4 separate regions of the Homo sapiens genome follow, and regions 2, 3 and 4 are each linked to region 1. A link is a loop called in an ENCODE intact Hi-C map of the cell type or tissue named here. Cell type or tissue: HCT116. All regions are shown on one strand.

The links. A loop is a pair of places that touch in the nucleus more often than their neighbours do. Peaks named below come from ENCODE experiments on the same cell type or tissue, not always from the same donor. Only the 100,000 strongest peaks of a DNase experiment are listed, where the experiment ranks them.
Region 2: a loop joins it to region 1, with 4 times the contacts of the local background. A loop is called at or near these places in 3 of 110 quality-filtered maps.
Region 3: a loop joins it to region 1, with 6 times the contacts of the local background. A loop is called at or near these places in 4 of 110 quality-filtered maps.
Region 4: it touches region 1 in a loop (11-fold over the local background); 59 of 110 quality-filtered maps call a loop at or near these places.

What each region holds. Positions count from the first base shown.
Region 1 is chr6:35,582,649-35,585,148 of GRCh38, reverse strand. The region is part of intron 8 of FKBP5 (FKBP prolyl isomerase 5); the gene reads left to right. Among named protein-coding and RNA genes, the nearest start is that of LINC03135, 40 kb to the right of the region's middle. In HCT116, a CTCF peak has its summit at 1,152 (motif pointing left); a DNase peak (open chromatin) is centred at 1,118; H3K27ac peaks cover 664 bases.
Region 2 is chr6:35,756,276-35,758,775 of GRCh38, reverse strand. No RefSeq gene overlaps it. Among named protein-coding and RNA genes, the nearest start is that of CLPSL2, 19 kb to the left of the region's middle. In HCT116, a CTCF peak has its summit at 1,117; a DNase peak (open chromatin) is centred at 1,125.
Region 3 is chr6:35,954,640-35,957,139 of GRCh38, reverse strand. SLC26A8 (solute carrier family 26 member 8) reads left to right here. Exons shown (of 20, transcript NM_052961.4): 17 at 1,620-1,988. Among named protein-coding and RNA genes, the nearest start is that of SRPK1, 35 kb to the right of the region's middle. In HCT116, a CTCF peak has its summit at 960 (motif pointing right); no DNase peak of the experiment used is centred here.
Region 4 is chr6:35,683,680-35,686,179 of GRCh38, reverse strand. The region is part of intron 1 of FKBP5 (FKBP prolyl isomerase 5); the gene reads left to right. Among named protein-coding and RNA genes, the nearest start is that of FKBP5, 4.0 kb to the left of the region's middle. In HCT116, a CTCF peak has its summit at 1,541; no DNase peak of the experiment used is centred here.

The DNA.
Region 1 (2,500 bases):
TTTGAGGCTTTTGGCCTTTGACTAGAATTATATCGATTCAGTGTAGTAAAACAGCTCAGCTATTCAGAGGCTCTAATCGGTGCTATGATACAGAATTTTGGAGAACATTATTGGTAATGAAATAATGTTATGAAGCCATCTGTCATATAGCTGTGTTCTGAATATATACAGAGAGATGGCCAGAATTAGTGATCAGTAGCAGAAAGCAATGAGTGTCTGTACAGTTACTTAACTTTGTTGCTTATCAGCATCACAACTGCAAGAGTGATACTATTATGAACCTACTTAAAATTACCAATCTTTGGATAAAATCTGGATCAGCAGTCACACACATGGAAAAAATTATTTTTAACATGGAATTTGATAGGCAAAATTTTTCAAAACATTAGTCCATTGGGGAAAAATTAATGAAAGGTTCAAAACCACTGACCTGAGACTTTTCTCCCAGAATGTCTCTGAACATTTTGTACCACTAAAAACTTCCCTGGAGGCACCTTTATAATTATAGGTAAAAGATCCCAGCAGTAGTCCTAGCGTTAGCTGTAAAACTTCAAAATGGTTAGTAGATAGTTTCCTGTACATATTCCCTTCCCAACTCAGGGCAGGTTTCAATCTGCCATACTGCCCTCCCGGGCCTTGTCTTTCCAGGGTGTCTGACTTGGCATGTTATGCATTTGCACAGAGTCCAGATGTGTAGGTGAGAGCAGAGATGGGCTGAACTAAAGATCTGTATTTCATGCCATCTGCATATTGGAATTCTGTTTCCATTGATCTGTTGGTTTGGTTTATACCTAAATGGGTAAAGCCTCTCTCCTGAGTAGGATTGAATTGTACTCAGCTTTTAAGTGGGAATGATTTTGCCATTGAAGATGTAAAGTCCTCATTTCAACCTCTGAATACTAAAGAGAAGAAAAATAGAGAACTCTATTTGGCTCTGAAAATAATTATTAAGTACAGGTAACAGCATAATATTAAGCCAGGCATTGTGCAAGCGAGTTAAACAGACACGATTTTTGCCCTCATAGCTGACAGTGTTCTGCAGGACAGGAGCATTAACTCACACCTGGTCAGTGTTTTTCTTTTTTCTGACTTGGCAGCAGAGTGGCAAGAAGGCTAAGAACACTGAAGTGATGTGGGATTCTTGCGCCCCCTTGTGCTTCTCCTGGGAAGAAAGCATTTCTAAAACAAACTAGTTGAGGAGAATTGTTCAACCTCTAAACTCTTCAGATAAATCGGGCTTTGCTATATTTTCACCACCCTTGCTGTTCCAAGATACCAGTAATGTGATTTAGAAACAAGCCGTTTATGACTCTAGGATTTGATGTTTTAAAAAAAATTCCTAAGAAGAGTCCACCCTGTCTTTCATCTCTTTCCTTTAGTGCAGAATTTTTCAACCTCAGTACTATCAACATTTGGAGTGGGATAATTCTTGATTGTGTGGGGCTGTCTTGTGCATTGTAGAATATTTAGCAGCATTCCTGGCCTCTGCCCATTAGATGCCAGTAGCATCCTACCCAGTTATGACAACTAAAAATGCCTCCAGACCTGCCAGGTGTTCCCTGGGGGGCAAAATCACCCCCCAGTTGAGAACTGCTTTAGTACCTCAGAAGCAGGGAGTACAAGACAGACTTTTCGCTAATTGGAAGTTGAAGTCTAAATAAAGTTACATGATATATATGCAAGAGCTTTCAAAAAATTAAAATGCCCTATGTGAAGGAACTATTAAGAAGTCTAATACCTGTTTTTTGTGTTTTGTTTTGTTTTACCATGGCCTTCTACCATTCTGATTATTCAGAACTTATTGAAATGTTAAGATCTAGGTTTTTGTCCTCCCTGGCTCTTCTTTTCTTTCCCTATACAATATATTAGGAGATAATCAGAAAAGTTAAGTTAATCAATGCATTAGAGAGGGAGGAGGAGAGAGGATGAAGAAATGAGGCATGACAGGGGAAATGCCTGTCCTTCCTATCTCATCTCAGTGAAACAACACTTTTCATTTCCACCCACACATTTTTTGCTCCCAATGATAGCAAAAGGTTTTGTTGTTGGTATTGTTTTTAGAGAGAGAGGGTCTTACTCTGTCACCCAGGCTGGAGTGCAGTGGCACAAGCATAGCTAACTGCAGCTTCGAACTCCTGGACTTAAGAGATCCTCCTGCCTCAGCTTCCCAAAGTGCTGGGACTATAGGCGTGAGCCACCACACCACTTTAGAAAAAGTCTTGATTCCATATTTACATTCCTTTGATTTCAATATTTACTCAACAAACCTTTATTAAAGACCTCTTGGTGCTAAACCCTGAATATTCCAAAAGGGAGAGGACAATGCTGCCTGTCCTCAAAGACCAGCAAGAGAAAAGGCAGTGACAGAAAGAAAATGCCGACCTGAAACTGGTGAGGACTTTATTCTTTTTTTTTTGTAGCATCCAAAAAAGGAGTGGTAGGCCTAAGACTATGACAAAATTTAAGTATTGTCTTAGCTTGGGCTGCCACAGTAAAATAC
Region 2 (2,500 bases), 170 kb before region 1:
ACAGGCGTGTGCCATCATGCCTGGCTAATTTTTCTCTCTTTTTTCTTTTTTTTTTTTTTTTGGTAGAGGTGGGGTTTTGCCATGTTTCCAGGCTATTCTCAAACTCCTGAGCTCAAGCAATCTGCCCACCTCAGCCTCCCAAAGTGCTGGGATTACAGGCATGAGCCACTGTCCCTGGCCATCACTTAGTTTTGACTGTAGGACTCCTTGGCCCAGCTCATGGGAAAGAACATTCTAAGGTGGCAATGACTGAGCAACTCGGGGGCAATAAGGGGATTTTGAGGAAAGGAAGACATTGGAGAGGAAAGGGGGCCTCCCAGGCTGGGGTTTTGGTTTATTCTTGGGCTCAGGGGGAGCAGGTGTTGTAGAGGGGGAAGCTCCCTCCATGCCCTTCCTGCTTCTCTCAAAGGAATCCATGTCATGTTCCAGGACACACAGATGGCCATAGTTACTTGTGGGGAGGAGTCACAGTCATTAAAGGCTCACACTGGAATGTAGCATTGAGTATTCTTCTTCCCATCCTTGAGTGGAAGAAGAGAACTGACCCAGTGCCTGGACCCTTGGAACAATCACCTGTTGTATTGATTACCTTCTTGCATAAACGAATTCCCCCAAAGTTTAGTGGCTGTATTAGTCTGTTCTCACACTGCTATAAAGAACTACCTGAGATGGTAATTTATGAAGAAAAGAGGTTTGTCGATTCACACTTCCACAGCCTGTACAGGAAGCATGGCTGAGGCATCAGGAAACTTACAATCATGGCGGAAGGCAAAGGGGAAGCAGGCGCATCTTACCATGGCAGAGAGAGCAGAGGGGGAAGTGTCGCACACTTTTAAACCATCGGATCTCATTGAGAACTCAGTCACTTTCATGAGAACAGCAAGCGGGGATCTGCCCCCATGATCCAATCACCTCCCACCAGGTCCCTCCCCCAACATTGGGAATTACAGTTCGACAGGAGGTTTGGGTGGGGACACACAGCCAAACCATATCAGTGGCTTAACTCATTATTTTTTATCTCATGGTTTCTGTGTGTCAGGAATCTATCACAGCTTAGCCATGTAGTCTGGCTCTGAGTTTCTCACACTGGCTGCGGTTGCAGTCATCTTCAGTTTCCACTGGGGGGTGCATTTGCTTCCAGGCTTATTCGAGAGGTTGTTGGCAGGTTTTGGGTCCTTACAAGCTGTTGGATTGACAACTTTGGCTCTGCAGAGTCTGTTGGCCTGGGTCCTTCCCGGGTTCCTTACCATGTAGGCCTGTCTACAAGGAAGCTCACAACTTGGCAGCTGCCTTTATCAGCATGAGCATGTGAAAGGGCAAGAGAGAATGGGAACAAGAGGAATCACAGTCTTTTGTAATTTAATTTCAAAAGTAACATGCGGCCCGGGCGCAGTGGCTCACGCCTGTAATCCCAACACTTTGGGAGGCCGATGCAGGCGGATCACCAGAGATCAGAAGTTCGAGACCAGCCTGGCCAACATAGCAAAACCTCGTCTCTATTAAAAATTTAAAAAAATTAGCTGGGCATGGTGGCAGGCACCTGTAATCCCAGCTACTTGGGAGGCTGAGGCAGGAGAATTGCTTGAACCTCGGAGGCGGAGGTTGCAGTGAGCTGAGATTGTGCCACTGCACTTCAGCCTGGTCGACAGAGCGAGACTCCATCTCAAAAAAAAAAGAAAAAAGGAACATGCTCTCACTTTGCCATATTCTAGATTAGAAGCAAATTACTAGGTCCAGCTCAGATTCAAGGGCAGCAAATTAAACAGGACATATTTAAGAAGTGGGGGTCACTGGGATAGTTTTAGAAGGCTGCCTACCACATTTGCCATTTATTATTATCAGAGATGTATAAAGGTTGTATTTGATGATGATAAAAAAAATTCCTGTTTCATAAAAATGAAACCAATCTCGGCCGGGCGTGGTGGCTCATGCCTGTAATCCCAGCACTTTGGGAGCCCAAGGTGGGCGGATCACAAGGTCAGGAGATCGAGACCATCCTGGCTAATACAGTGAAACCCCGTCTCTACTAAAAATACAAAAAATTAGCTGGGCATTGTGGCGGGCGCCTGTAGTGCCAGCTACTCGGAGGCTGAGGCAGGAGAATGGCGTGAAATCAGGGAGGCAGAGCTTGCAGTGAGCCGAGATCGTGCCACTCCAGCCTGGGTGACAGAGTGAGACTCCGTCTCAAAACAAAAAACAAAAAACAAAAAAAGAAATGGGGGTCTTGCATGGTGGCTCACGCCTGTAATCCCAACACTTTGGGAGGCCAAGGCAGGTGGATCACCTGAGGTCAGGTCAGGGGTTCGAGACCAGCCTGGCCAACATGGTGAAACCCCCGTCTCTACTAAAAATACCAAAAATTAGCCAGGCGTAGTGGTGGGCGCTTGTAATCCCAGCTACTCAGGAGGCTGAGACACAAGAGAATTGCTTGAACACGAGAGGCGGAGGTTGCGGTGAGCCCAGATCGCGCTGTTGCACTCCAGGCTGGGCAACAAGAGTG
Region 3 (2,500 bases), 370 kb before region 1:
AGCAATTTTCCTGCCTCAGCCTCCCGAGTAGCTGAGATTACAGGCATTTACCACCCTGTCTGGCTAATTTTGTATTTTTAGTAGAGACGTGGTTTCTCCATGTTGGTCAGGCTGGTCTTGAACTCCCAACCTCAGGTGATCTGCCTGTCTCGGCCTCCCACAGTGCTAGGATTACAGGCGTGAGGCACACCCCCAGCTTTTGTTTTTTTTTTTTTCTTTTGAGATGGAGTTTTGCTCTTATTGCCCAGGCTGGAGTGCAATGGCACAATTTCAACTCCCTGCAACTTCTGCCTTCTGGGTTCAAGCGATTCTCCTGCCTCAGCCTCCTAAGTAGCTGGGATTACAGGCATGCACCACCACACCTGGCTAACTTTGTATTTTTAGTAGAGATGGAATTTCGCCATGTTGGTCAGGCTGGTCTCGAACTCCTGACCTCAGATGATCCACCCACCTCAGCCTCCCAAAGTTCTGGGATTACAGGTGTGAGCCACCATGCCTGGCCTTACTTATCCCTTCAATGAACGTGTGCACACTGCCAGGTAGAGTCTGGTTCCTGTAAATGCAGAGTCCACATTTGCATCCTGCACATCATTGTGTTCCTGGTCCTTGTTACTGTCCTTAAGCTATAGCAGGCAGTCTGGGCCTTTAGGAGGTTGACAGCAGTGGTAAAGACAGCCTTGCTCATGTAATTTTTTTTTTTTTTTTTTTTTTGGACATAAGGTCTTGCTCTGTTGCTCAATCTGGAGTGTGGTGGTGTGGTCACAGCTCACTGCAGCCTCAACCTCCCAGCTTCAAGCGATCCTCTCACCTCAGCCTCCTGAGTACCTGGGACAATAGGCGTGTGCCAGCTTTTTTTGGGGAGGGGGCAGGGGGGCACGACAGGGTCTCACTGTGTCACCCAGGCTGGAGTGTGCACTGGTGCAATCTTGGCTCACTGCAACCTTCATCTCCCAGGCTCAAGCAATCCTCCCACCTCAGCCTCCCCAGTAGGTGGGGCTACAGGCTCACTGACACGCCCAGCTATTTTTATTCTTATTTATTTTTTATTGTTTTGTATTTTTTGTAGAGACAGATTTTTGCCATGTTGCCCAGGCTGGTTTCAAACTGCTGAGCTCAAGGGATCCACCTGCTTTGACCTTCCAAAGTGCTAGAATTATAGGCATGAGCCACTGCACCCAGCCTTCAAGTGCTTTTTGTCTTAAGGAAGTCTGAAAGGAGACTGTTGCACTGATGAAGGAAGAGGGTGCTGAGACAAGGGACTGATGGGAAAAAAATACTTCACACAAAGTATTAGTAGGCACTGGAGACTAACTAGGACCCAAGCATGAGGAAAAGGAGTAAAAGATGTTTTAAGTCTGGCTCACTGGGACAGTGATGAACATCAGAAGTTGGGAGGGGGGTGTCGTGGGTGGTGAAGATGAGGAAAGATGACTGTGGGGGCTTCAGTTGTGAGCTTGAAGTGACAGATATCCAAGTAAAAAATGCACAGTACCTACTCTCGGGAGAAGTTTCATGAGAGAGGGACATGAGCTGGCAGAGACAAGAAATAGCATCGTTGCAAGTCCTTCCGGCCCTTGTTGGTGTCTTACCACAGCCCTCCCTTAACTCTGTCGTCCCAGATTCTTTACACAGAGCGATTTGAAAATAAACTGGATCCCGAAGCATCCTCCATTAACCTGATTCACTGCTCACATTTTGAGAGCATGAACACAAGCCAAACTGCATCCGAAGACCAAGTGCCATACACAGTATCGTCCGTGTCTCAGAAAAATCAAGGGCAACAGTATGAGGAGGTGGAGGAAGTTTGGCTTCCTAATAACTCATCAAGAAACAGCTCACCAGGACTGCCTGATGTGGCGGAAAGCCAGGGGAGGAGATCACTCATCCCTTACTCAGATGCGTCTCTACTGCCCAGTGTCCACACCATCATCCTGGATTTCTCCATGGTACACTACGTGGATTCACGGGGGTTAGTCGTATTAAGACAGGTAAGTACTGAGGAGGCCTTGGCAGGAGCTCTGATCCCCCTCCTACCATCCCAACCCCACCCTGATCCTGATTGAATTCTGTTAGTCACTGATCAGCTGCTATGAGACTGCTAGGCCACCAGAGCCTTGGACACCAAAGGCAGTACAATATAAGGTCAATCAAAATAAAAAGAGAATGAACCAATTCTTTTTTCTTTTTTCTTTTTTGAGATGGAGCCTCACTCTGTTGCCCAGGCTGGAGTGCAGTGGCACAATCTTGGCTCACTGCAACCTCCACCTCCCAGGTTCAAGAGATTCTCCTGCCTCAGCCTCCTGAATAGCTGGAACTACAGGCATGTGTCACTACGCCCTGCTAATTTTTGTATTTTTGGTAGAGACGGGGTTTCACCATGTTGGCCAGGTTGGTCTCAAACTGCTAACCTCAAGTGATCCGCGCACCTCGGCCTACCAAAGCTCTGGGATTACAGGCGTGAGCCACCATGCCCAGCCTAAAATGAACCAATTCTGATGTA
Region 4 (2,500 bases), 100 kb before region 1:
CAATAAACATTGGGAGTGTTTTTAAAGCCATTTACCCTCAGGTATAACTCCTTTTGAGTTTGGAGGTGATAGTAAGTATTTTTAAATAAATGAAGCTACAGAAAACAAGGGCTTACATTAAAACAACTAATTTTGAGGCTAGATCAAATGCCACTATTATAGACATTAGTTTTGCTTTTTTTTTTTTTTTTTTTTTTGAGATGGCGTTTTGCTCTTGTTGCCCAGGCTGGAGTGCAAGGGCGCAGTCTCGGCTCATTGCAACCTCTGCCTCCCGGGTTCAAGCGATTCTCCTGCCTCAGCCTCCTGAGTAGCTGACACTACAGGCCTGCGCCACCATGTCCGGCTAATTTTTGTATTTTTAGTAGAGACGGGGTTTTGCCATGTTGGCCAGGCTGGTCTCGAACTCCTGACCTCAGGTGATCCACCCGCCTCAGCCTCCCAAAGTGCTGGTATTACAGGCGTGAGCCATCGCGCCTAGCCTAGTATTGCTTTATTTAACAGTAATATGCTTGCTGTACCCGGCATGAAGAATTCCTCTAAAGACCATTAATTAAAATAAGTTTTCATAATTCCTAAAGAATAATCTATATTATACATATTGGCACACTAAATTTTGTAATTCATGTTTAACAAATATCTGCATTTTATAATTCTGAAACTATTTGAACTTTACAACTTAGCTGATTAGTAGATTTTGTTTTTTAAGTATTTTATATTTCTAAATTTTTCTGCAGTACATTTTAGTGCATTTTAAAATTCTGACATCATATCCCCAAAAGTATAAAGAAAATTAAATCTACATTCAGTAGCGACTGGGTGGTGGTGGTATGTATGTCACATAACTATTGATTTAAAACAATAACCACTTAAGTGTAATTTAATTTGCAAATGAGATGTTTATTTACTATGTAAAAGACAGTACTGCCAAATGAGACTGGCTAAAATAATTTACAGTGGGGCCATATGTACTAGCAGGTTACTAACAGATTAATAAGGATATTTTAACAATATTTAGAACACTAAAATTCCACTACTCAAAATAATTTGTACTTCTTATAGTAGTTTGAGAACCTACATTTTATGCTTAATTTAGTATTTACTTCTAGTCTTTTTTTTTTTGAGTCGGGGTCTTGCTTTATTGCCCAGGCTGGAGTGCTGTGGTGTCATCATGGCTCACTGCAGACTTCCCAGGCTCAAGAGATCCTCCTGCCCAACCACCTGGTCTCAAGTGATCCTCCCACCTCAGCCTCCCAAGTAGCTGGGGTTACAGGCACACACCACCACACCTGGCTAATTTTTAAAACTTTTAATTTTTAGTAGAGATAAGGTCTCACTATGTTGCCCAGGCTGGTGTCCAACTCCTGAGCTCAAGTGATCCTCCTGCTTTGGCCTCCCAAAGTGCTGGGATTATAAGTGCGAGCCACAGTGCCAGGCCGACTTATAGCCTCTTGGAAAACATTTGGTTAATGAAAGTGAAGGTCCACCAGAGGGAGTGTGGGGTCTATATATTTGTTGTATTTGTTTTTTACCCTTGGTCTGGAATCAAAACATTTAAAAAATAAGAATAAGATTTTATTTTAGTTCTCTAAAACAATCAGTCAAAAGATATTGAAAATTGTGATTGTAGTTGTTTGGAGTTGCTGTCATTTTTGTTATCAAAATCAAGGCTTAATCAAGGCTGTTTTTCTTCTTAGAAAAAGGTGGCGAGGTGCAGTGACTCACGCCTGTAATGCCAGCACTTTGGGAGGCCAAGGCACGTGGATTGCTTGAGCCCAGGAATTTGAGACCAGCCTGGGAAACATGGTGAAACCTCCTCTCTACAAAAGTACAAAAGTTAGCCAGGTGTGGTGGAGTACACCTGTAGTCCCAGCTACTTGGGAGGCTGAGGTGGGAGGATCACTTGAGCCTGGGAGGTTGAGGCTGCAGTGAGCGGTGATTAAGCCATTGTACTCCAGCCTGGACAACAGAGCGAGACCCTGCCTTAAAAAAAAAAAAAAAGATACAATTACTGGAAAAATGAAAATGATGTATTTTCAAAGTGAAATAATGGGTTTTTAAGTAAACAGTCACACATCTGTGAAAGCTAAGGAATGTCCAAATTCTTTATTTTATTATTATTATTTTTTGAGACAGGGTCTTGCTCTGTTGCTCAGGCTGGAGTGCAGCGGTACAGTCTCCGCTCACTGCAACCTCCATTGGTTCAAGCGATTCTTCCTGCCTCAGCCTCCTGAGTAGCTGGGATTACAGGTACACACCACCACGCCCAGCTAATTTTTGTATTTTTGGTAGAGACGAGGTTTTGCCATGTTGGCCAGGGCCAGGCTGGTCTTAAACTCCTGATCTTAGGTGATCCGCCTGCCTCGACCTCCCAAAGTGCTGGGATTACAGGTGTGAGCCACCATGCCCAGCCTAGGAATGTCCAAATTCTGATAATGTTTTATAAGATTAAAAATATAGGCCAGGCCAGGAGGTCAGGCGTTGGAGACCAGCCTGGCCAACA